3 separate regions of the Mus musculus genome follow, and all the other regions are linked to region 2. The links are chromatin loops, found by intact Hi-C in ENCODE. Cell type or tissue: heart. All regions are shown on one strand.

Evidence for each region. A loop is a pair of places that touch in the nucleus more often than their neighbours do. Peaks named below come from ENCODE experiments on the same cell type or tissue, not always from the same donor. Only the 100,000 strongest peaks of a DNase experiment are listed, where the experiment ranks them.
Region 1: it touches region 2 in a loop (2.6-fold over the local background); 12 of 42 quality-filtered maps call a loop at or near these places.
Region 3: a loop joins it to region 2, with 4 times the contacts of the local background. A loop is called at or near these places in 7 of 42 quality-filtered maps.

Annotation. Positions count from the first base shown.
Region 1 is chr15:31,414,595-31,422,594 of GRCm38, forward strand. No RefSeq gene overlaps it. Among named protein-coding and RNA genes, the nearest start is that of Gm41286, 9.9 kb to the left of the region's middle. In heart, CTCF peaks have their summits at 4,648 (motif pointing left) and 4,848; DNase peaks (open chromatin) are centred at 3,157 and 3,637; H3K4me3 peaks cover 1,077 bases; H3K27ac peaks cover 1,826 bases.
Region 2 is chr15:31,362,967-31,370,966 of GRCm38, forward strand. It overlaps Ankrd33b (ankyrin repeat domain 33B), which reads right to left and starts at 4,793. Exons shown (of 4, transcript NM_001164441.1): 1 at 4,073-4,793. The coding sequence starts at 4,426. In heart, no CTCF peak of the experiment used is centred here; DNase peaks (open chromatin) are centred at 3,075, 3,575, 4,735 and 6,375; H3K4me3 peaks cover 3,704 bases; H3K27ac peaks cover 1,689 bases; H3K27me3 peaks cover 4,316 bases.
Region 3 is chr15:31,443,427-31,451,426 of GRCm38, forward strand. It overlaps Ropn1l (ropporin 1-like), which reads right to left. Exons shown (of 5, transcript NM_145852.2): 2 at 7,656-7,779; 3 at 5,538-5,699; 4 at 1-41. It also overlaps the pseudogene Gm6361. Among named protein-coding and RNA genes, the nearest start is that of Gm49208, 6.2 kb to the right of the region's middle. In heart, a CTCF peak has its summit at 4,032 (motif pointing left); a DNase peak (open chromatin) is centred at 6,615.

The DNA of each region.
Region 1 (8,000 bases), 52 kb after region 2:
TGCTGATCAGAGAGTGAAGACCTGAGAGAACAGAACAGGGCCACCCCCACCCCAACTCCAGCTGCTATTGAATTCAAATGTTAACTGGGGAACGTGCTGACAGCCAAGCAGATGATCTCTTGCTGCTTGCGCATCCTTCTGAAGACTCCTTGTTTCTCTGAAAACGGCTGATGTCAGGTCCTGCACAAAGGTCCCGCCTCTGCTCCAAGGAATTCAGGCACAAAGTCCAGAAACCATGGAAAGGAAAGAGCAGACACGGGGATAAAGAGGCTACAAGATACAACCAGATGACTCTCCTTTTCATCTCTTCAGTTAAACCATAGCTAGATTCGGGGGTGGGGGGTGGGGGCTGTGGGGTGGGCAGGGGGCAGCGACTCAGTGATAGAGCACTTGCTTAGCTTGCACAAAGCCCCAGGGTTCAGTGCCTAGCCTGTAGGGGGGTGGGGGTGGGGGGAGGAGAGGAGAGAGAGAGAGAAAGAGAGAGAGAGAGGGAGAGAGAGGAGTTGTGAACTCAAGGGCAGCACTGAGACCTGGGTTGTAGCTTAATGGTAGAGCTCTTGCTCGCCATATGCAAGGTCCTGTGTTCAGTCCCCAGCACTTGGGGGAGGGTGGCTGGGAGAAGTATGGGGGAGGGGTGTAAAGAGATACTCTGTGGGAAGATGGATCCCTCACTGTCAGGAGCATCATCCAGCCTCGAGTGGGAGAAAGATGAGCTCCCATCAACCCTCTCACTGCAGGCTGCTTACAGCCTATTGTGAGACTCCAAAATCAGAGGAAATGGCCTCAGCCAACAGCCATGCCCAGCTCTTCCTGTTTCAGAGACAGCCGGACTGGAATGACAGCGTTAGCCAGAAGCTGATGGCCCCAAGGGCATCCATCAAAGGATGAAACTTAGTCCTCTCCACTTCAAGACGCAACAGTGAGCCTTTACTTGCCTAACCCAGACCCCAGTTACTCAGAATCTTGTTAGCTGGTTGAGGTGGGTAACCACACTAAACACCACGCTCAGAGACCAATCTGAAATGTTGCAATAACATAACAACTCTGGGGTCTTCCTGGGTGCTGCCATCTGCCTGAGTGAGGACAGCTGTCCCTCATTGTTACATTCCTAACACCTCACATCTCCACCCCAGTTCCTGGTCACACACAAGGCACGGGCTTATTGTGGGTATCACAGAGGAAAAGACAGTCGCTTCTTAAAAGATGGCTTTAGGAACAGGGACTGGCCAGGTGGCGGCAACAGAGCCGAGGAAAAGGGTATGCCTACCTGGAGTGTCCTGGGCTGCCGAGTCAAAGCACCACATATGGTGGATTAAACAGAGGAGCTTGCCGGCACAGTCCTCACGCACTGAAAGTTTGAAACCTGCAAGGGAGGATCCTCTAGTGTGGTCTCTGTGAACCCAGACAACTGGCTAACTAACTAACTAACTAACAGTATTATAAGCATCACTGGTTATTGAGCAATACCCACATATTGTGTTCAACATTTATGGTGGTGTGCTGGCTAGTTTTATGTCAACTTGACACAAGCTAGAGTTACCTGAAACAAACAAACCTGTGAGAGGAAATGCCTCCATGAGATCCAGCTGTAAGGCACTTTTTAAAAATTAGTGATTGAATGGGGAAGGACCCAGCCCATTGTGGGTGGTGCCTTCCCTGGGCTGGTGGTTCAGGGCTTTATAAGAAAGCAGGCTGAGCAAGCCATGGAGAGCAAACCAGTGAGCAGTATCCCTCCATGTCCTCTGCATCAGCTCCTGCCTCCAGTTTCCTACTCTGAGTCCCTGTCCCGATTTCATTCAGTGATGGACGACAGTGTGCAAGCGTAAGCCAAGTAAATCTTTCCTCAAGTTGCTTTTGACCATGGTGTTTCATTCCAACAACAGAAACCCTAAGACAGGTAGACATTCATTTTATAAGACCGCTTTCAACCTATATTTCTGTTTCTAAGAAATAGTTATCAACACACACACACACCATACACACTCACTACTCTTGGGTCAGGGTCATGGAAGAGTATATAATTTAAGATTAGAGCTAGGCATTGGCTTAAATTGTAAAAGCTGCTTACATGGGAAATCCAGAGCAAGTTCTCTTAAAAGCAGTTGAAACAGACAGGCACACAGTAGGATAGCAATCTTAAGCCATGAGTGACCTTAAGGTGTGTTATTAACTCTAGCTGTGAGGTCCAGCAAAAGTTCCAGTCTTCTAGAAAGTAAGAAATGTTCTTCTCGTGACGTGTTGCTGCAGTAACATCCCTGGTCAGAGGAAAAGGTCCTGAGTAATGTTTCTGGCCCCCGAGGAAAGACACTACGTTCTGAATACTTAGGTCATTAATAGCTAAAGAAACCTTCTAAGATGACTATCGGGCCAAAGAATTCAAGTAGAGAGCAATGGTATACTCCTGCCCTCTCATTTAAATAACAAATGGGTCTGTCAATCACCTGGACAGGAAAAGAGTCTTCAGAAAAGCTGTCTGTTTTAGGGATTTTAAGAAATAGTTTAATGACGCCCTAAAATGTAGGCAGGCACAGTGGTGTATCTGTCCATTGTCTAAGCCTTTGCTTTGTGTTGTCGCAAGCCCCAAGTTCCCCGTGGACCTCATATGAATTCTTTCAGTGAAGATTACAAAGACCAGAGATGTCTAGGAAGTCTAGAGCAAAATCTCCATGAGAATGGCGACAGAATCTTGGTCATCTAAGGACCAGCTACAGTCTCCAGCAACTAAAGCATTGTTTGGCATGGGAAACAGGGGATGGGGAGGAACCAGTGTCCATCCTCATTGCTAGCTTAAGCCGGCATGTGGGTCCACAAGGAAGCCTGTTCCCCTCCACTCTCTCAGGCACCCAAAGTGGGACCCCCACTGGGATAAGTGAGATCCCAGAACCAACTGAAAGAAGATATGCTCTCACCTCCTATGGCTCCAACACAAGTTCTCTGTGTGTCCACAGTGTGAACTCAAGAGCTAGGACTGGCCCAGGCTCAAGCAGATCTCCCTGCCAGGCTGGCTCACCCACCCCCTCCCCTGTGAGTCTCACTGTAACCATGTGGGTCGGCCATCTTGCTGGCGTCCATGCTCCTGGCTGACGGATTTTTATCTTGTCTGTCCTCCAGCCTGGTTGACTCTAAACTCTACTCCACGCCTGCAAAATCGATCTGCATCCTCCCCCACCCCCCACCCCCGCTAAGACCCCTTGGACCCACCACAGGGGGAGGAGCTTACAGAGATAGCTGCAGAGTCTGCCTCTCCCCTCATCCCTCCACAGAGCCCTGCTCTTTTCTCTCCCAGCAGGAGAGTGCGGGCTGCCTAGGAACAAACCCTGTAGTTTGGAAGTCGAGCAGTGCTCTTTTGGTTTATTTATCTTCCTGAAGCTTTGTCTATTTTGGGTCTCACATATTCTGAGAAGGCTTGAGCTGTTACCCTTGCTCAGGGTGGGGTAGGAGTGCTTGTCTTAAGCCAAGTTGAGAAACATTTCTCAGGCTTTCGTAGGCTCGCCCAGCACCAGGGCAGTCTCACCTGGCTGCCTGCCGAGTAATCGCTGCAGACCATCTGGGCCAGGCCCTCCCCACGGCCATATCTGTTGTTCTCAAAAAAGAAAGAACACTTCCCTTTCCTGTAGAGAAGTTCTGTTCTGGGTAGAGCAGGGCTTCTCCTCACAGCATGCCATCGCCCGCTCCATCACTCCACCCAAGTCGCACGGCAGTCATGTGATCCAGGCCCGCCTGTGTCATGGCATACTTGTTCCTGACAGGACTGATTGCTCCAGTGTGCACATGTGGCTGAAGCTAGCCCACTCGTGCTCTGTGGAGCTGCTCACGTTGAGTCCGAATGGAGTCTGAGGGATTTGTAAACTCAGTAAGTACACCCCGTCTCAGGCTGTACCAGCCTGATTTTCTACTATTCAGAGGTTTCCTGAACACCGGCGGAAGGAGCAGTGCCCACCTCAGACAAGCCCCAGATCAAAGTCGGAGCCTGAGGAAGTCTTCACTTCCTTCTGAAGCCTGTTCCAGTCCTAAAGGCCCCAGACTTGGAGCTCCGCGGAGTCCTACATCATTCTGCTCTCAGTCTGAACTGCTTTGAACTTGATTTGTCATTTGTCACTAAAAAGGTTCTAAAAGATCCCCATCCTGGAAGTCTTTCAGTGGCTGCCATGGTGGAGTCAGCATCTTAGCCTCTCAATGTAGCTCCAAGCCCCGCGTTTCCTCAGTGGAAACAGAGCTCCTGCCCTTGATCTTCAAAGGTGCAGGTTCCTGCTGGGCTCTTCCCGCCCCTTGCTCCCTCTGGATGCCGCTGCAGCTGGGCAGCTGCACTATTCCGTGTGAGTCAGGCAATCAGCTGCCTCTGTTTTCATCGCTTCATCGTCAGCCTGGGAGCCTCTAGTTAAAGCAGTTTTGCAACCCAGAATGTCTCTGATTAATAATATTCACAGAGCCTTCAAACTCACCTGGAGGCTTGTGAACTCAGTGTCTGTGAACATACGGTGCTGTAGTAAAGGTGGAGTTAAAAAAAAAATCGTCAGAAGGCAGTGGCTGGAGACGGTTCAGTAGGTTTCAAAAGGAATACTTACTCCTTTTGCAGAGGACTAGACTTAGTTCCTGACACCCACAACAGGCAGTTCACAGCTCCATCTCCGTGGGATATGATGCCCTCTGCTGGCCGCCATGGCCAACTGCACGTATGCAAGCCCACATATGCGCGCGGCACACACAGACACACAATTTAAAAACTAAAAAAAAAAAAAAAGAAGAAGAAGGAGAAGGAGAAGAAGAAGAAAAAGAAAACAGACCTAAAAAAAAAATCTTTTCAGAAGTGGAAGGATGCTGAGCAATTTGTATAGAGGCAACACTGAACTGCTTCAATCTCTGCTCACTTGACATCATACTAGCATAGCATCATGCATATGCTAGTATTTCTCTTTTTTAATAAAATATTTTATTTATTATTATAAATAAGTACACTGTAGCTGTCTTCAGACACACCAGAAGAGGGCATCAGATCTCATTACAGATGGTTGTAAGCCACCATGTGGTTGCTGGGATTTGAACTCAGGACCTTCGGAAGAGCAGTCAGTGCTCTTAACCACTGAGCCATCTCTCCAGCCCGCTAGTATTTCTAAAACAGTAGAATCTGGCAAAGTTTTTTTTTTTCAAAACATCTTTTAAGCCACATTTTCAACAGTTTTTTTTCAGTATATTTATTACTTAAAAACTTAATTTTTATAAAATGTAAGTGAACTGCAGCAACATTTTACCACATTGGGAAAAATAAAAATAAAAGCAAATAATACATTAATAATAAAATAAAAAAAAGTAAAAACAATAATTCCAGCTGGGCAATTGTGGCACACACTTTTAATCCCAGCACTTAGAAGGCAGAGGCAGGTGGATCTTGTGAGTTCAAAGCCAGCCTGGTCTACAGAGCAAGAGCTAGGACAGCCAGGGCTACACAGAGAAATCCTGTCTCAAAAAACCAGTAATAATAATAATTCCATTGATAATTTTAAAGGAAAATCCTGACCAGCCCAAGCAATCCTAAAGAGAAAGATTGCAGCTAGAGGTATCACAAAACCTGACTTCAAGTTGTATTACAGTGCTGTAGGGTCGATGCTAGCCTGGTCTTGGCATTGAAAACAGGTCAACCAATGGAACAGTTTGCATTGCCCTGACTACTAGGGATGTTGAACACTTTGAAGAATAGTTATTGGCTATTTTTACTTCTTCGTGTTTTGCATTTGCTCCTTTGTTGATCTGTAGTATTGTTCCCTTCATGTTTGGGCTAGGGCTGTTTGTTCTGCCTGTTAGCCCTCTGTCTGAAGTACAGATATCAAGAGACTCCTATCCTAGGCTGTGGGTTCTACTGATCATTTCTTCTGCTATGCAGAGAACTTTTAAGGCAAGGCAGTCTCACCTGCTGCTTCTTGGAGCTATTTTGAGATACCAGCTAACTCCAGTCAAAATGGCTATTGTCAAGAAGTCTGACAACAAATGACAGAGAGGGTATGGAGGGGAAGAAACCTTTACTTATTGGTGCTGGGAGTACCCACTACTACAGAAATACAGAAGTCAGTTTGGAGATTGCTCAAAAAAGTTAAAAACAGAACTACCACATGGACACAGCCATTCCATACCCTACTGTAGAGGTATTGGCACATTCATGTTTATTGCTGCTGTAGTAACAAGAGCAAGAAATGGAACCAGAAAGATATCCATCAAGAGATGAATAGATAATAGAAATGTACATGTACACATTGGGATAGCACCCAACTGTGTATACTCAACTATGAAAAACAATGAAGTCGTGAAACTGCTAGGAGGAATGAGTGGACCTAGGAAGGATAACGTAAGTGAGGTGACCTACACTCAGAAAGACAAAAATCCCATGCTCTCCCTCATAGGCAGAGCCTAGCCTGTAATGTATACACATAGCTGAGAAAATGGGTATAAGTCTAACTACTTAGAAAGGAGGCCAGTATTGGCAGTATTAGATGATGAGTGTAGGATACATGACTCACGAATGGGATACCAAGCTAATGTGTTCTCTTTTCTACTCCATTATACATGTTTCTCCTTCGTGGTAATCATGTGGGAGTCAGACTTGAACTGATAGCAAGAATCCAGAACACACTGGGAAAGGCACACATCTTTGAAATTGCAAAACCTGCCCCCCCGTGACACGTGTCCTCCAGCAAGTCCATAACTCCTAAACCTATCCAAATATTGCTGTGAACCAGGGGCCCAGTGTCTGAATGCCCAAGAGTATGGGGACAACTCTTTAACACCACCACACCCTCTGACAGGCCAGCTGGACTTTAATAGATGCTTCCACTACTGTCATCTAAATGGACTGCTCTAGGCTTGCAAGTCAGATACCAAGAAAGAGAAACCGTTCAACTATGCAAGGAGACTCAATGTTCCTCGTGCTGATTTAAACATTATTTAATGTTATATTTATTGATTGATTGTGTGCATGTGTGTTCCCATACCTCAGCATGTGTGTGGAGGTCAGGGGACAACTCAGGAGTCTGGGCTCTTCTTCCACCACGTGGGTTCCAGGAGTCAAACTCAGGCTGTCAGGCTTGGTAACAAGTGTCTTGACCCTCTGAACCTTCTGCCTGTTCCTCACTGAGCTTCTGGGTGGCAGAGCTATCTACAGACATCAGTAGAGAAAACAACATATCCCTGGACACTCGCTTCTTCCTTCTGCCTGCCCTTTGCCCTGTGACACCATCTTTATTTTCCTTGAGGATCCCCTGATCCCCCACGGAATACTAACAAACCAAACAAAAAACAAACAACAAACAAACAAACAAACAAACAAGTGGTCAGATTCCAAGTTGTGCTCTAAGAGCAACCTGTCATTCTGTAAAGCCCACTGAGGATGGAAGCTGTGTTCTCTAGCCTAGTGCTATGGCTCTGACATGATTTGTGCCCCTCAAAGAACTGGGGGGAAGTAGTTATGTGGGGGGCATGCTCTGAAAATATGTTGGGACTCTGGACCCTTATGTCCCCCACCCCCTCTCCTCCCATTTCTCCTTAGATCTCTCCAGTTCCTTCCTGGCCACTGTCACTCCTACCATAGTGACTCGAATGAGCCCTGAAACTGTAAGCCCAAACAAACATTTGCTCTCCTGTGTAAAAACTTTGTTTCAGCGACCAGAAAGTGAGTGAGAAAAGAACTTGTGAGTTGGCACTGTGGGATGTTCTAGAACAGTCTACTGACTTCAGTGCATGCGTGACTCATGACAGGCAAATTCTACATTTTTAATGAGCTGGGATCGATGTGCAGGTTTGAAGTAAAGACAATAGCCACAGACAATCCCACAGACCAACCAAATTTGAAGAATCCTTCCTCAAAACTCTCTTTCTAGATAATTCTAGATTGTGTCAAGTTAACAATAAAAAGCTAACCATCCCAGAGGAGTCTAGGGATTTTTCTAAATCAAAAAGGTGGCGATGGATACTTTTGCCTGAAGCTACCTGCAACTTTCATAATGGTGCTGTAT
Region 2 (8,000 bases):
GCTATTTGGTTCACCTTCTCTCCTTCCCCACACTGGAGGATAAAACTAAAACAAGCCTGGGGAGACGCCTCAGTGGATAAAGCATTTGCCACACAAGCATCAGGGCCTGGGTTTGAACCCCTAGGTCCCACATCAAGCCAGGTGCTGCACTGTGTGGGTGCCTGTATTCCAGTCCTGTAGTCCCAGTGTTTCTACTGCAAGATGGAAGGCAGACACAGGAAAACCTCTGAAAGCTTGTGGGTCATCCTAACATAGGCAGAAGCAAAATAAGAGACCCTGACTCAAAGGTGTACGGTGGGGACCTCTGACATCCACACAAGCACTGTGGTGAGAATACACACACACACACACACACACACACACACATCTTGATGGCAGGATGGGGGAGGGGCAGAGGGAATGCACGATTAAGGAGTGAGAAAACACATGAACTGAACACATTGTCCCAAATTGCAAGGTGAACCTCTCCCTGTGTACTCTGACCCTTGGCCAACACTGGAGGTTCAAGGCCAAGACCCAAGAGTTCTCTGTGAATCAGCCTAACTCCATGCTCACACAGGCCATACAAACGGAGGCATGGGAGGACAGAGGGCTGTGCATGAATTCCAACACTGTGATCTTACTTTGGGAAGACACGATCTCTACATTCATAACTCCTTCATTTAAAAAATAGGCAACAGATGCCTCAATTGTATTTCAAGGTAAAGTGTTCACACCCGAGTATCTGTGAAACTGAGCTGTAAGCCTTTCGTGGGGGGAGGCACCCCACGTTGGTGGGGTTTGCTGTGAACAGTGACTTTGGAAAACATCCTGGGATTTCAGCACACAGAGGCCTTCAGCTTGACCAGGTGTCCGACATGCAAACTGACTACCGTTCCACGACAAATTTAGGTGCCACAAATGTGTCTTCCGTTTCGCTGTCAACTAAGGGAGAGCCACCAGGACTGAAGGAGTAAGCCCGACATCCTGACATGCAAAGAAAAAAGTTAGGGAAAGACTTCCTGGAGGGACCATCCTTTAAGGAGAGGAACCAGACCACCTGCACCTAAAAACACGGGGAGAGCATATGTTCGGAGTTACAGGAAAATGATGTAACAAATACTTAAACGTTGCACAGTGAATCCTGAGATCCTTCCAGAACAATGTTTCAGAAGCAAAGATGCTCAGTCAGCCACATCCTCTAGTTCCCACACGTGGTCCCTCTGAGCTATCTGTGGCTCAGGCTGGACTGCTTCCCTATTAAGAAGTGAGCTATTCAGCGCAGCAGCAACATTCAAAAGCCTATGGAGCTGGGGTCCTCAACCTTCCTAATGCTGCGACCCTTTATGGTATGGTGTTCCTCCACCCCCAACCGTAACGTTATTTTATTGCTACTTCATAACTGCAATTTTGCTACTGCTATGAATTATAGTAACAAATGTCTGATATGCAGGATATCTGATATGTGACCCCTGTAAAAGGGTGTCCGACACCTCCCCACTGGGGTCACGACCCACAGGTTGAGAAACACTGCTTTAGAGGCTCCTGGAAAGCTGTCCCTGAGCAGAGTTGCCCATCAGCAGTCACCTGCTGTGTCGCGCAATCACCCCCACTATTATTCCACCAAAGCTCTGGGGCCTGCCTCTAAGATTTTCATTAAGACAAAGCAAGACGAACCTGGAGCACTGCTCCTGCTTCAGGACCTTTGGACTTTCGCCTCTCTGCCTAAAGTCTCTTCCTTGTGCTCTAAGGATACCTGCTTCCAAGTGACCACACTACTGACAATCTCAGCCCCACCCCCAACCCACCCCCACCCCCACCCCCACCCCCACCCCCACCCCAGACTCAACAGATGGACTACCCTTAGCCAGCTCTGGGCTTAGATGGGAGATGGTAGAAAGGCCTCCGAGAGAAAGTATCCTTAAAACAGAAACCTCCAGGTGGTGAAAAAGCCAGCCATGGAAGACAGTCATCGGAAGACATACTGAAGAACTACAGACTGGCACTGACCAACTGACACTCCTTTACTCCCAATTCCCAGCTAGAGACAGTGTCACCTGGCCTGAGTGGACCTCTCTAGCCTTAGCTCCCCCGGGCCCTCCTCTCCACTCCAGGTCACAATCAAACCATTCCCCACCTGCCACCATCCCTTGGTTCCCCACCTGCCTGACCAGAATGTCTTCTGCCACATACCACCTCACTCCCTAAGTCCCCGCAGGACACACAGAACACAGGCCTGGCCCTGGGACCCAGAGATAAAAAAGCCGAGGCAGGACTCTTCCCTCAGGGGTCCCCAGGGACATCTGATGGGTGCAAAGAGGTAGAGACTCAAAGCAGAACAACAAAGGCCCTTCAGACTCTATCTTCACAATCAAGGGAAGAGAAAAACAGCAAGAGAAAGCTTGGGTGCAAGATCAGACTATAATCTCTTCACAACAAATTAGAGAAATGAGGAGACAGACAGTAAGCGATGGTCATATGTACGGGACTTCTCCAGACTCTGGGGCAGGACGGTGTTTCAGGCCCACAAACCACACAGCAGGGACTGTCGTTTCAGGTGAGCTACACAGAAGACAAACAAGAGCAGAGGGAGGCTGCTACCTGTCCTCCAGAGCCTCAGGGCCTGGGAGGGGCTTCCCAGGGGTTCTGGAATTCATTCTGTCACTCACAAGCCTGCTGTGCACTGTGCACGGTTTAACTCGTTCTCAATTTCCCTTGCTGTTTTCAAACGTGGTTGCTCGTTTGGGATTTTTTTTCCTCTCTCCGGAAAGTATAATAAAGCTGGACGGCCAACGGCCACTCACAGGTGTACGCTTCCAAGCAGACAAGGCTTGCTCAGGAAGGGGGAGGTTTCTAACGCCAGCGCCTAACCCAGAAAAGTCGCTTACTTAAACTGAAAGTGGAGCAGAGCAATAGCCCCCTGAGCCTCTCCTCCCGCTGCATGCCAGCTGGAACAGCCACCGCGGGCACCAAGGTGGTGCTGACCTCACCAGACCCATCTCCCTGTCACATCACAAGCACAAAACATTCCTCCAAGTTCAATGTCGGGTTATCGAAAGCAGAAAGTGACACCCTGGCTTCACCCTTGCCTAAGCCTGACCCAGACTGCAATCAGGCACAAAACATTGCGCATATACAGCCCCCAGGATAAGCCAAAGGCACGGGGTCACCATATTTTCCGTCAGCTGTGACTCCCAAGCAGAAGCACGGGCGTCCCTAATTTGTTCAAAGCTGAGTCTGCAAAAAAACCACGGGGCCTCTGGGAACATGGAAATCAGGTGAGGTTGTTTGTCCGCCCAGCAGAGACTAATGGGGACACGGCCACAGCGGTCACTTTCCCATTTACTAGTCAGTGGAAACAGCTCTCCAACTTTTTTTTTAAACTTTCTTACTATCTCTGAATCTTGGCGTAATAAACGGAGACTGCCTCCTTACTTCCCCGCGTGCTGACCCTGGAGTGTGCCCCTACTGAGCTGCGCAGCACCCGGCCTGCCTGAAGCGTGGCTGTGAAGGCTCATTGGCTTCGACCCGAGCGGTGACCGCACATAAAGCTGGCTGGTCGCCGCGCGGGCCACTAGGAAAAGCACGTAAAAAGCCAGGGCGGTTTAGGTAATGAAAGGAACTGTAGCTTCCAAATCCTAATCCAACGTGTTAGGCAAAGACAGCGGGAGAGGCAGAGCGGACAAATGCGGATGGGGGTAGGAAAATGTCCCCTGAAAGTGAGTAGAGACCATTGCCTACCTGGTGCCTGGGGAAAGGTAACAGTCAGAGGGGCACTGAGTGGAAGGGACACCACACACACACACACACACACACACACACACACACACACACACACATCTCAGATGTCACCACATTTCCAGCGCGGAGAATTCTTCCTCTGGGGAGAATTCGGGGATACCGGGGCGGTAAAGGGTCCTGGATGAAGTAGGAAGCCGGGCTGGACCATCTCTGCCCGCTCGGCAAATGGGGTCCCAATTGCCTCACAGGAAGGAAAGGGTGCTCTGAGCGGCAGTTGATCCAGGATTGGAGTGACAAGGAAATGCGGGCAAGGGAGAAGAGCGGAGGGAACCCAAACCCTGTCGGGACTTACCCGGCCGTTGCGGTCAGTCTCCCGTACCTCCTCGGAACTCGGCCCGCGCCGCACTAGCGCCCGCAGCAACCCCACGTCGTTGGCGCAGGCGGCGCGCAGGAGGGTCGCCGCCTCAGGGACGCCCTCCGGGACGCTCTCCGCGCTCACCGAGCCGTACTCTTCCTCGCCTCCGGGAGGGTAGAAGGAATCGTCCGATGCGATGCTGCGGGTGTCCGGCAGACTAGAGAAGTCTTCGTACTCCTCGTAGTCCGCTGGGTCTTCTCCTGTCTGCTCGCTACGGGGTGGCGTCGGCGACTGCGGGGACAAGCAGCGTGTCCCGCCGCCCTCCGGCCCGGGCCCAGCCAGCAGCACCATGCTGGAGGCCAAGGCGCGGGCCGGGGGCTGGGGCTCGAATTAGGGGACACGAAAACGGGGCGCGCCCGGAGGTCACCGACCCTTGGCCCCTGCGTTCGCAGAAGAGCAGGAGCCCCGCGCGCTCCAGCCTGGCAGAAAGCAGCTCCAGGCGGCTGCGCTCCCGGTGCAAAGTCACTGGCGACTGGAGAAAAGCCCCTTGGGTGGGAGGAGCCGCCGGGGGCTTTCCCTGCCCCGCCGGGCGGGGTGAAAGCGAGGCAGCGGGCGGGGCGCCTTCCCGGTTAGAGTCCCGGGAGCATCAGAGATCCTCTCCAAACCGTGCCACCACCACACGGCCACTTTGTCCCGAGCAGGGAAAGGCTTGTTCGGGAGATCCTGAAGCTGTAACTCGAGAGGCTGAAAGCTAGCGTGAGGGACAGCAGGCGCCCCGCCCCGCCAAGGGCTGCTCCCTGGGGGCCCGGGCGGAGATGGAGTCCGGAGACGCCAAAGGCTAAGCAAGTTTCCAGCGTCGGAAAGTACCCGCACCAGGAGGCTCGCCCCTTTCCCACTCCCCACTGAGGACCGTAATCCGCCCCAGGGCCGAAGGAGAGGGGCAGCCGCAAGACCGTCACCTCTCGGGCAGTCCTAGTTCTGACCAGTTGCAGTCCTGGGACTCCCTGAAAACTCTCTTGGAGAGTGGAAAAGCGTCCGCTCGGGGCGAATGGTGGAGCTGTCCACTTAGGAGGAAATTCCATCTTGGGGAGAACCTGTCCTAGTGACGATCCTGATCCAAATAAGGACCCGAGGCTGATTTGGGGAGAGAGGGGCTAACTTGAAAGGAAGACAGGGTCTGCAGAGTCTCCAAGTCACCCAAGCCGGCTGTGACTGGCAGGTTGATAGGAAAAAAATCTTAGGGAGATGGAAAAGTGATCAGGAACCGCAGGGAGGATGACGGGGTGAAGAGAGACAGCACCTGGTCAGAGCCGTGAGAGGGCTCTACTCTCCCCAACTCCTGACTATTGTCACTTGGCAGAGGGGAGAGGGTGGTAACGGGTCATGGAAGATGAACCAGAGAAGGCTGGAGACCGACCAGCTTTGATCCCAGGACTAGAAACAAACATTTCGGAAATCGAGATTACTGGCCATGTTGAGTTGTCGGAAGTGTGTGGATGAATTTATCACTTGGAGCCCCCCTCACTATAAAGAGGAGGAGGTGGCATGGCCCTGTTCTAGAGGAAAACTTGTATATCCCAGCTGTGTCTCATGAGGCAGCAAGAAACCCCTCACTTCTCTCTCACCCCACTGCCTCCTCTTCATTTCTACCCATCCTGACAGCGAGCCTACCAGGCACGTCAGCCCGTGGGAGGCCCAAAGGGGAACACGACTAAGATCCTGGAGACAAGACACAAGGACCTGGATGTGGGTGGGCAAGCCAAAGGGCATAGTGGGAAACCTCGTGCAGTATACTCCAAATGGGCACTGGAGCCGGCAGGCAGTGATGGCACAAGCCTTTAATCCCAGCAATTGGGAGGCAGGGGCAAGCGGATTTCTGAGTTCGAGGCCAGCCTGGTCTACAGAGTGAGTTCCAGGACAGCCAGGGCTGTCTCAAAACAAAACACAACAAAAAAACAAACAAACAAACCACCAACAACAACAACAACAAAAAACAGGCACTGCAGGCTGAAAGACTTTCCAGAGTTCTAGGGTGCCTAGAGCCACCCGCACTGGGCCAGTCACACTGAGGTTGTGGGAGGATCTGGTGTACCGGGGCTTTCTTTCTGAAAACCAAAATCCCCCCACTCCCAAGCACTGTTCAACTTCTCTCGCCATCTGTAACTGTCCACAGCTGCATAAATTCCCGCTGGGAATTTCCCTTTCCAGGTCAGCTTCTGTTACAGGGACCCAGGGGATTTACAAGGGACAGTTGCTCCCTAAACCGTGTGTGCTACAGCGAAGGTGGCAAGGTGGCGGCAAGGGCTGGCTGGCCTCACTGAGAGGAGTCTCAGTGTGGCAGAGGGTTGCGTTAAAATCTGAATCCATCACCAGAATCCTCAACCCCATGGGACGGCTTCGGGGGACAGAGCTGTTTCTCAGGATGGGGGAGGAGCTGTCCTGAAGCCAGCTCTAGCTTATCTTCACGGATGGGAGGAGAATGCTTATTTATCTACTTCCCTTTTTCTTTCTTTCTCAGAAGTTTAGGTCCAAATAGCACCGAGAATCATTTGCCATTTAAAGATAAACACGAACGGAACCGGGTATAACTCTGCAGCCTGCCTAGGGTATAGGTTTAGTCCCCAGCACTGGAAGAGCAGCAGGTATAAATAAATAGCTCCGAAGGAGTTCTAAGAGGGTTTGTTTGTTTGTCTGTCTGTTTGCCCTGTCCCCAGCCCTACCTCATCGTTAAAAGCATATTTTTATTCAGCCTGGCAGACACTGCGCCAGTAATCCCAAGGCACCGAAGAGAAGACATTTTAGTGTTCAGCTACTCAGCAAACGTGAAGCCAGCCTGGGCTACAGTAAGACTCAGTCTCAAAAACAATTGCGTGTATGTGTATGATATTCGCACACTCCTTTCCCACAGCAGTAGTAGGTCTCTCACCTTTGAGAAGGGGAAGAAGAGAAACAAAAATCAAAATGAGGCATATGCATGTCCATAGAGGGAAAGAAAGAAAGATTTAATCTTTTGGTTTTTTATTTTTTGGAAATCTGATACTATTATGTGAACAGAATCTATGTGACAAGGAGACAACATCTTACCAAAGCATCAGATAGACAAAGGCTCATTTTTAAATCAATATCATTGTGAGAAGTTGTGTCTATTCAATGAATTATCTATATGTTTTAAAGGTGATATGTCTATAATATATACGTGTCACTTTGTCCACATGGTTTAATAATTTGTCTTTACAACAGTAAAGTATTTTTATTTTCAGCACTACCTTGGGTACGCTTCTGCATCAGGCTTCTCAGAGTTAATATTGCTAGGCTGGTGGGATGGCTCAGTGGAGGCCCTTGCCTTGCCTCTAAGTCTAACAACCTGGGCTTAATTCCTGGAACACACATGGTGAAAGAAAATAACCAACTCCAGAAAGTTGTACTCTGACCTCTACATAAGCACACGGGTGGACACACATACACACACACACACACACACACACACACACACACACACAAGTGCAAAAGTAAAGTGTAAAGCCAGGCACGCCAATGCTCACCTGATTGCTGCGTGTTCAAACTGAAATGGGAGCAGGGGAGGGGACCAATATTGAACAGCTCACAACAATTCGTAACTTCCGTTCCAAGGAATCCGACACCCTCTTCTTCGCTCTGTGGACATTGCTCTCCTGAGCACAAACTCACAAGCGCACACACACTTCAAAATAAAAAAAAAAAATCTTTGGGACCAAGACGTAGCTCAGAGGTTAGGAGCACTTGCTGCTCTTGCAGAGGACTGGGGTTTGGTTCCTAGTGCCCATGTGGTGACTCACGGTCATTTTGTAATTTCAGTTGTGAATCTGGCATCCTCTTCTGATCTCCTCAGGCACCAGGCCTACATATGCTGCTTACACATACAGACATGCAGACAAAACACTCATAC
Region 3 (8,000 bases), 80 kb after region 2:
GTGAGGATCTCACACACGTTCTTCATGGCCGTGTTCAGGGTCTGGACAGGGAGAGGGAATGAAGATGGGACACAGTCAGTCTTGGAGTCACAGAGATACCAAGCCAACACCAGAGACAGAAACGCAAGTGTGCTCTGTAAACACTCTTCCGAGTGTGTTCTCCACCTAAGTGAAGGTCAAGTGGATACATAGCTCCCACCACATACAGCAAGAAGGATGGTTTGACCAGGATACAACAGAGCAGATACAGTGATTCACAGATGCTACACAGAAATGGGAATGACTGTCACAGACAAGATAAGCATATTATCTTGAATCATCAGCTCCTCCACGTGGTTCTGGGTTTGGAGTCTAGGGCCATTTAACCATGACCTTCAGTCAGTGCAGAAACAGACTCTTTGCCATGCCAAAGGACACAGGGAACTAGTGCCCACCTGAGCTGCCCCTGAAGAGAGCACGGTTGGCAGGAAAGATGGCCCCGTGCATCTGCCAATGTCCCTGCCACCCAGTCATCAACATCACTCATACTGAAGGCTTTAGGACTCTGTCAGGCCCAGGAAACTCCTCTATGACCTGTGAACCTCTGTCAGACCTGTCTACTGCTTGGCTCCCCAAGATGGCAACCTAACTCCACCTGCACCCCACCTTCCACCTGCAACTTGACCACTATCCTCAGCATACTCTCAAAGTCCATGCACAGGTCTCTGGTCTTTCTTGGAGGCCTGCAGAATAGCAACTAATGGACCGGGAACAAGGTTGCAGAGAAGCACTGTATGGCCAAGCCTCAAACACTTCCCTCTTACTTAATTAACCCTTGTTGAAAAAGAAAAAAGTCTATAATAGATTTCTACCTAAAAGATATACGGGAACCAAATTCCTTTCCTTTCTACTCTTCTGAGATAGCATAATGTCTTAGCTAGGGTTTCTATGCTGTGATTAAAACATGATCAAAAGAAACTTGGAGGAAGCTGGGCATGGTGGCACACGCCTTTAATCCCAGCACTCAGGAGGCAGAGGCAGGCGGATTTCTGAGTTCGAGGCCGGCCTGGTCTACAAAGTGAGTTCCAGGATAGCCAGGGCTATACAGAGAAACCCTGTCTCCAAAAACCAAAAAAAAAAAAAAAAAAAAAAAAAAAAAAAAAGAAAAGAAAAGAAAAAAAGAAACTTGGAGGAAAAGATTTCTTTTGTTTTGCTTACATTCCAAAGGAGTCAGGGCCAGGGTGGGGGACCTGGAGGCAGCTATTGACACAAAGGCATGAAGAGTTACAAGCTTGCATGCTCCTTCCAAGGCCTGCACCCCACAGCTTGCTCAGTTTGCTTTCTTATAGCATGTAGGAACCACCAGTCCAGGGATGGCACTGCCACAGTGAGGTGGCCCTCCCATATCTGTCATTGAGAAACTGCACGAGGGGCCAATCTAGTGAGGGCCTTTTCTCAGGTGAGGTTCCCTTGCCCAAAGTGACTGTAGCTGGCATTAAGCTGATGTAAACTAACCAGCATAAGTCACAACAATGAGCTTGCTGCTAGCTGCAGACATCCCAGGATTTGAAGATTTAAAGTTGCTTTGGGTGATGTGGTGGCTGTTGTCAGCTTGACCATATCTGGAATTAACTAAAACCTAAGTGTTGGGTATGACTCTGAGGAAGTTTTCTTCTTCTTAATTAAATCATTTGAAGTGAGAATACTGGCTTTTAATCCGGATCTTTTGAGGTGGGAAGACACCACCTTCAGCTGGAAGCCTACAGGAGGATATGGAAGAGGAAAGCTGGGCCTCTCTCTGCCTGCTTGCTCTTGCTCTAGCTGGCAAGCCTGTTCCTTCAATGGCATTAGAGCCTACTTCTTTTGGATTCTACAGTATAGTGAAGACCAGTGGAAACAGCCAACTTTATGGACTGAATACCTACTGGATTTGGACTTTCCATTGGTAGACAGCCATTTTTGTTTTGTTCCTCCAGTGAACCTCAATTAGTTTGATTATAATGGCTCCTGAGAGAAGTTTGAAGGCACACGAGCATAGGGTGGGCAGAAACCAACAAATGCAGAGCTTAGAATGGTCTAGGTGCCAGTTCTGCAGCGTCCAGGGGACACATCAAGAACAGGCAATAAGCCACCACCCCGTTCTTGCATGGCACTTGATCCTCAGCTGTTGGTGCCATTTTGGGAGCTTCTGGGACCGTTAGGAGGGGACTGAGCTAGAGGAAGTGGGTTTCTTTTTTTTTTTTTTTTTTTTTTAAGACACATTCCATATTTTATTTACATTTTAAGACTAACTTTCATCTCAAAATCACATATCCATACACCTATTTCCTTTTTGTTGACTTCACTTAAAACATCTAAGCATGTTTTACTAAACAAAGACTGTAAACAAATTATTATGTCTGTTACATGTAACAAACGGGAACAGCTTTTAACAGAAATTCAAAACCCCAACACCTTTTATTATAAATACAGGTATCAAAACAATCCTGAACCTATGTTTGTACTAATAGTAGTCAGCACCCACACCGCTTCAAGAATTAACACAATTGTTGACTAGTCATTGTATCTGCTACTTTAAACAATTCCAACTGCAGCTCTAAATATGATAAAGCATGCCATTTCTGTTCTTCCTTCTTGAGACTTTACTTTCCAGAAAAACAAATGTTTCCATGGCCACATGACACTCTTTTGTCATGCTTTTGTCTTGAAAGCCTGAACTCCATTTTGAGTACTTCAGGTTCATGTTTAAATGACAGTGCTTTAATAGAAAGAAAAATTGTGCTGCACGTCTCTTGTTACCTGAAAACATAATAGGTGTACATATATTAAATATATTCTTACAACTGTCCAGGTCATGTTTACAAGCTGCAATTCTTTTACTTATTGTGTGGGTGTTGTGCATGGTGATATTTAATCAAGACATTAACATGAGGAGAAGGTTGCTGATTTAAGACAAGTTTGAGATCCACTAAAGTTAGTTGTTGTACGTCTGTCCTTCTGGAGGCTGTGGAAGCTTCATATTTTCTTTGGACATCATAAGACGTCTTAGCTCTTGAAGTATGACTTTAATGCTATAGGAATTTTGCCATTTTGCTAATACTGGTATGCTCCGTGCATCCACCATTCCACTGGAATTATTGATCCCATTCATATTAATTTTTGTTACAAATCTAACTGATGGAGGAGCTTCTGGGTATTTAGATCCACATTCTACTTTCAGGCTATATATTCTGTTTTCATAGTTTGTCCTTGGTGGCCCAATAATCATGCCTGTCCACCTTGTAAGTGTCATGTCTTCATCATCTTCAAGGCCCCAGCTAACAGTACCATCACCTACTCCTTTTTGTCCTTCTTCAAGTTCTTCCAACAAGCGAAAATTACGAGGAACTTTAACTCCTGTGGAGACCGCCATCTTCTCCTGCTACCGGAAGTGGGTTTCTGAGAGGACTTACTTTGCGCTAGAAATGCCACGGAAGCCACCATGCCTTGCCTGCCACGATGGTGCAGCATCTCAAGCCGTGAGCCAGTATCTGTCTTTGTACCCTTTTCTTGTTTCCTGACAGGCGATGGGATAGCAATAAGGGCATCCAACACACCTACCAGCTCACTTCTTCATTTCTCCTTTTGGATGCAGTTTTTAGAATGCAGAAATCCAGAACTCCCTTGCCATCCCTCCTGTGTGCTTGTGCATGTCCAGGCCACCGATCCCCCTGCAACGCAGGCTCCACAAGTGGATCTGCACAGGCAGCCGTGCTGTCAGTGTACTAGCTAGCGGCTCTGCTGGGCTCGGGTACCTCCCTGCCCACACAGCCCATGCTGAAACATGAAACAGAGCCTATGTGGTACTGGGCACCTAAGAGACTCAAGCTACACGGTCAGTGCCAAAGAAGACTTAGGCTAGGGGACAGGACCAGTGTGACCAGTGTGCTCTTTGGTGCACATTTGTTTGCTAACAACAAAGTAGCATGGAATAAAACAGGACCTCAGTTTTGACGTAACCATGGCAGACGAAGGGCCTTCCTTTACAAAATGGCACCACCTAGTGTTGCTTGCTGTACATAGCTTGGACTTGTTTTTATGACTTAGATGAACCCAAAATCATGAATTATCCTGTTCTTTCTTGTTAAGAGCAAATTGCCACACTTATTTTTAGAGGCATAAACTGTCAGCACTAACCCCGAATGTTAGATATTAATTCTATGCTAATGTAATGCTAACTTCAGAGTTCCTGAGGAGCAACCTGACAGAGTTTCTCTAAAGATCACGTTTGCCTTGCTGGTCTTTCCAAGGAATAGGTCCCTGGGCAGCACAGCCCCTGTGAGGCCACCAGCCTGACACTTGCCTTCTCTGAAGGGACAGGGTTTTCTCTGCCTGAGCCCAAGCTACAGAAGATTCAGTCACCTGGCCAACCAAGGCCAACCAAGGCCAACCAAGGCCAACCAAGGCCAACCAAGGCCATGCATGAGCTACAGCAAAGGCACCGCAACACCACTCGGGATGAAGTTCTAGGATACAGCTGTTTAGCTGCCCCATCATACAGGACCAGCTCTGGGGGTGTGCTTCTCAGGGCTTCTGGGAAAGCATGAGTTTAAGGCAAAGAACCAGAGGAAGCAGAGAGATGGCTGGCAGGATGGCACGGAAGAGGGCACTGCAGCTGGGGGTTTACTGTCAACATCTCAGTGCCGTTGGACGCAGTCACTCTTCACAAAGAAAAAAGGAACTCACACATGGATAGACATTATAGGAAGAAGGGACAGGAGCTCGCTCAGTGGTTGAGAGCATTCACTGCCCTCCCAGAGGGCCTGAGTTAGAGACAGTTCTCCATCTAGAGACTAACAGGAGATCCAGCACCCTACTGTTAAAGAATGAACCATGAGCCGGGCGTGGTGGCGCACGCCTTTAATCCCAGCACTCGGGAGGCAGAGGCAGGTGGATTTCTGAGTCCGAGGCCAGCCTGGTCTACAAAGTGAGTTCCAGGACAGCCAGGGCTATACAGAGAAACCCTGTCTCAAAAAACAAAACAAAACAAAAAAGAATGAACCATGAAGGATTATGAGTTATGTACAGTTTTGTACTCAGAACTGTAAAGATTGAAGAAGCAATATAAAATATGTATCCAGACAGGGGGGAAAAAGCCTGCTTCTCCTTTTGAAGAACCATGCAATCACCATCATGCTCTCTTATTCCTCAATTGTTGGAGTTATATTGTAGTGACAGTAGCATTACACTACATCTACTAGTTATTAATACTGGATTATAAGTCAAAATGTCATGGAATTTTATGTTTCTTACCACAGACAAAGAAAACTGTTACCAGCTTTCAAAATTACATTGTCCGATAAAAGAACTCATTGGTAGACCCCATTTGAAAACCGAAATACATTCCAAGTGCATCCACGTTTTCTCTACTCTTAACATCGTTGGAATTGTGGTTTTGAATCACATAACTGAAGTCCGGGGAAACAACATTAGTTAATACTATAATCAGCACGTTTTCTGACATGTAACCACACAGATCATGACATAACAATACTAAGAGGCCATCTGTAGGTACGTACCCTGCCCAGGGAGCTGCATCCGAGCGCTAAAAACTTGATCCACTCTATTTTGTCCTCACATGGATCCAGCTCCAGGATCGTTCTGAGCTTTTCTACTGGCAGGCACAAATTTTTCCACTTCTTCTCAAGATCTGCTAACTCCACATATTGCTTGTGGCTACACTGTTTAGAAAACACAATATGACACACTCAGTGTATGTCGACATCCCAGGAAACCAGAAAGATGCTTCTGAAGACATAACTCACAACAAGTGACCATCATAGAAGGAGAGTTGGGCAGGGACCCAGGCAGGGGAAGGGCATGGCAGGAAGGGCAGCTAGGTGGATCTTAGCATCATTTCAAAAGAGAAGAGGCTACAGGGTGGTTCAGTGGGGAAAGAGCTTGCCACTCAAACACCCACCTAAAAGCTGGGTGTGGTGGCATAGACTTTAGAATCTGGGGTCCAGTTCTTGGGGTTTGCTGGCCCATTGTGCTCTAGGTGTCACCACTCAGTGGCAAGGCTGCCAATGGCAAAATGGCCCTGTAGAAGCTGTTAAAAATGGTGGCTCCTGTCAAAAATGGCAGCACCGCCACATCTCCTCAGCCTGCAGTTGTCACAGGATCTGCACGACATTTCCAGATTGAGGGTTGATGGGATTTCAAGTCCTGAGCTTGGGAGGCTCAGGGACTGGGGGTTCATCACCTTCCCTACCAGAGCAGGAGCTACCCCTGAAGAGCTGTCCACGGTGACTGTACCTTTCCTGCTGCCACCTACTCAGGTCCTGAGGAGCTGTGCCTGAGGGTGCCTGAGGGTAGTGACACCTTTTTTCTTGCCTCAGCCTTCTGCCTTGGTGAAACACCACTGCAGGAGCTATCTCTCAGGAGCTGTCCACAGAGGCAGCACCTCCTCTCCAGCCCCACCCTGCAGCAGCCCCACAGAGATGGCGCCTCAGCAAAAATTAGCTTCAGCAGGGAAGGACTTTCCACCCTGACCCATGGGCCTGATGCAGGGAAAAGGGGGTGGGAAAAAAGCCACCAATCCCTGAGCAGGAAAATCAGCTCCTCCTCAGCTCAGCTGGGGATCCCCTTCCCCTGGGAGCTGCAGCAGGAGGCTTCCTCTCAGAGCTGTGTGGTTCCTGGGCTCCGTGTTTCTGGATGCCCTTCTCTTGGGACACTGTCCCACCTCAGTGCTGGGTGGTTCCTTAGCCCCTGTGTCTCCAGATGCCCTTCCACTGGGACACCTTCTCCCCTCAGAGCTGTGTGGTTCCTGGGCTTCCGAGTCCCAGGATACCCTCCCACCTGAGCAGAAACACTTACAGCAGGTTTAGTTAAAGACAAAAAAATAAGGTGGAGAATAAATCAGAAAAAAATATGAGTTGACTTCTGGCAAAAAAACACACACACCACACACTTGTGCACACACATGTACAGGAAATCCAGTGTGTGTGTGTATGTGTATGTGCGTGCGCGCGCGCACACACACACACACACATGAAAGTAAGGGATTACTTAAAGGGAAACGGGAGGGGAGGGGGGAGGGGAGGGGGATGGGAAGGGGGAGGGGAAGGGGGAGGGAGGGGGATGAGAAGGGGGAGGGGAGGGGGAGGGGAAGGGGGAGGGGAAGGGGAGGGGAGGGGGAGGGGAAGGGGGAGGGGAAGGGGGAGGGAGGGGGAAGGGGGAGGAGGGGAGAGAGGGGTATGCAGACATGGAGCACACGCTCCCTACCGTCCAGAATATTTCCCAGTACAAGCCTAACTTTGAAACTAGAGCAATGCCCACCTGTAATGCTACCACTCAGGATGCTGAGTTAGGAGGGTCACCTCGAGTTTGAGGATATCTGGGACTATATAACAAGTTATCTGTTTCTCAAAAAAAAAAAAAACATGAAACAATTTGTGGTGGTTTGTTGAACTCTGGTTTACACACACACACACACACACACACACACACACACCTTCAATGTACATTCACAAAATAAAAGTAAAATCTATGCATGAAAAGCTAGCTCTTGGGGTTCTTTCCAAGAAACAAAGTCGGATGTGAATGTGGCAGGACAGGCCTGGGGACAGAGGGCAGGTATCTGTTTCAAGAGTCACAGCATGGGAACAGGAGCGTGTGCAGTTAAGAGGCTCACCCACCTGCTTGTGCAGGACTTTCAGGAGTCCCTGGGTCAGGCCTGTGTCAGTCTTCTGTGTGGCCACAGGCATTTCAATTCTGTCCTTTACAGGAAGTGGGTCTCCTCTGGACAGGGCTGAAAAATACCTGGAATGAGAGATATCACTGAAGAGCATCAGCACGCAGGCCACACCCAAGGCTGCCTAACACCGCAGCAGATGCGGGGGGGCCGGGGGGGGGGCTCCCAAAGCCAGCTGACCACACCGAAGTCCTGGGACCTTGACTGAGCAACCCCCTTGAACTTCACTGTGCACTCTGGTTTCTCTGCCTGCAAAGCAGACATGCTGATTGCTATTTGAGGGTCCTGG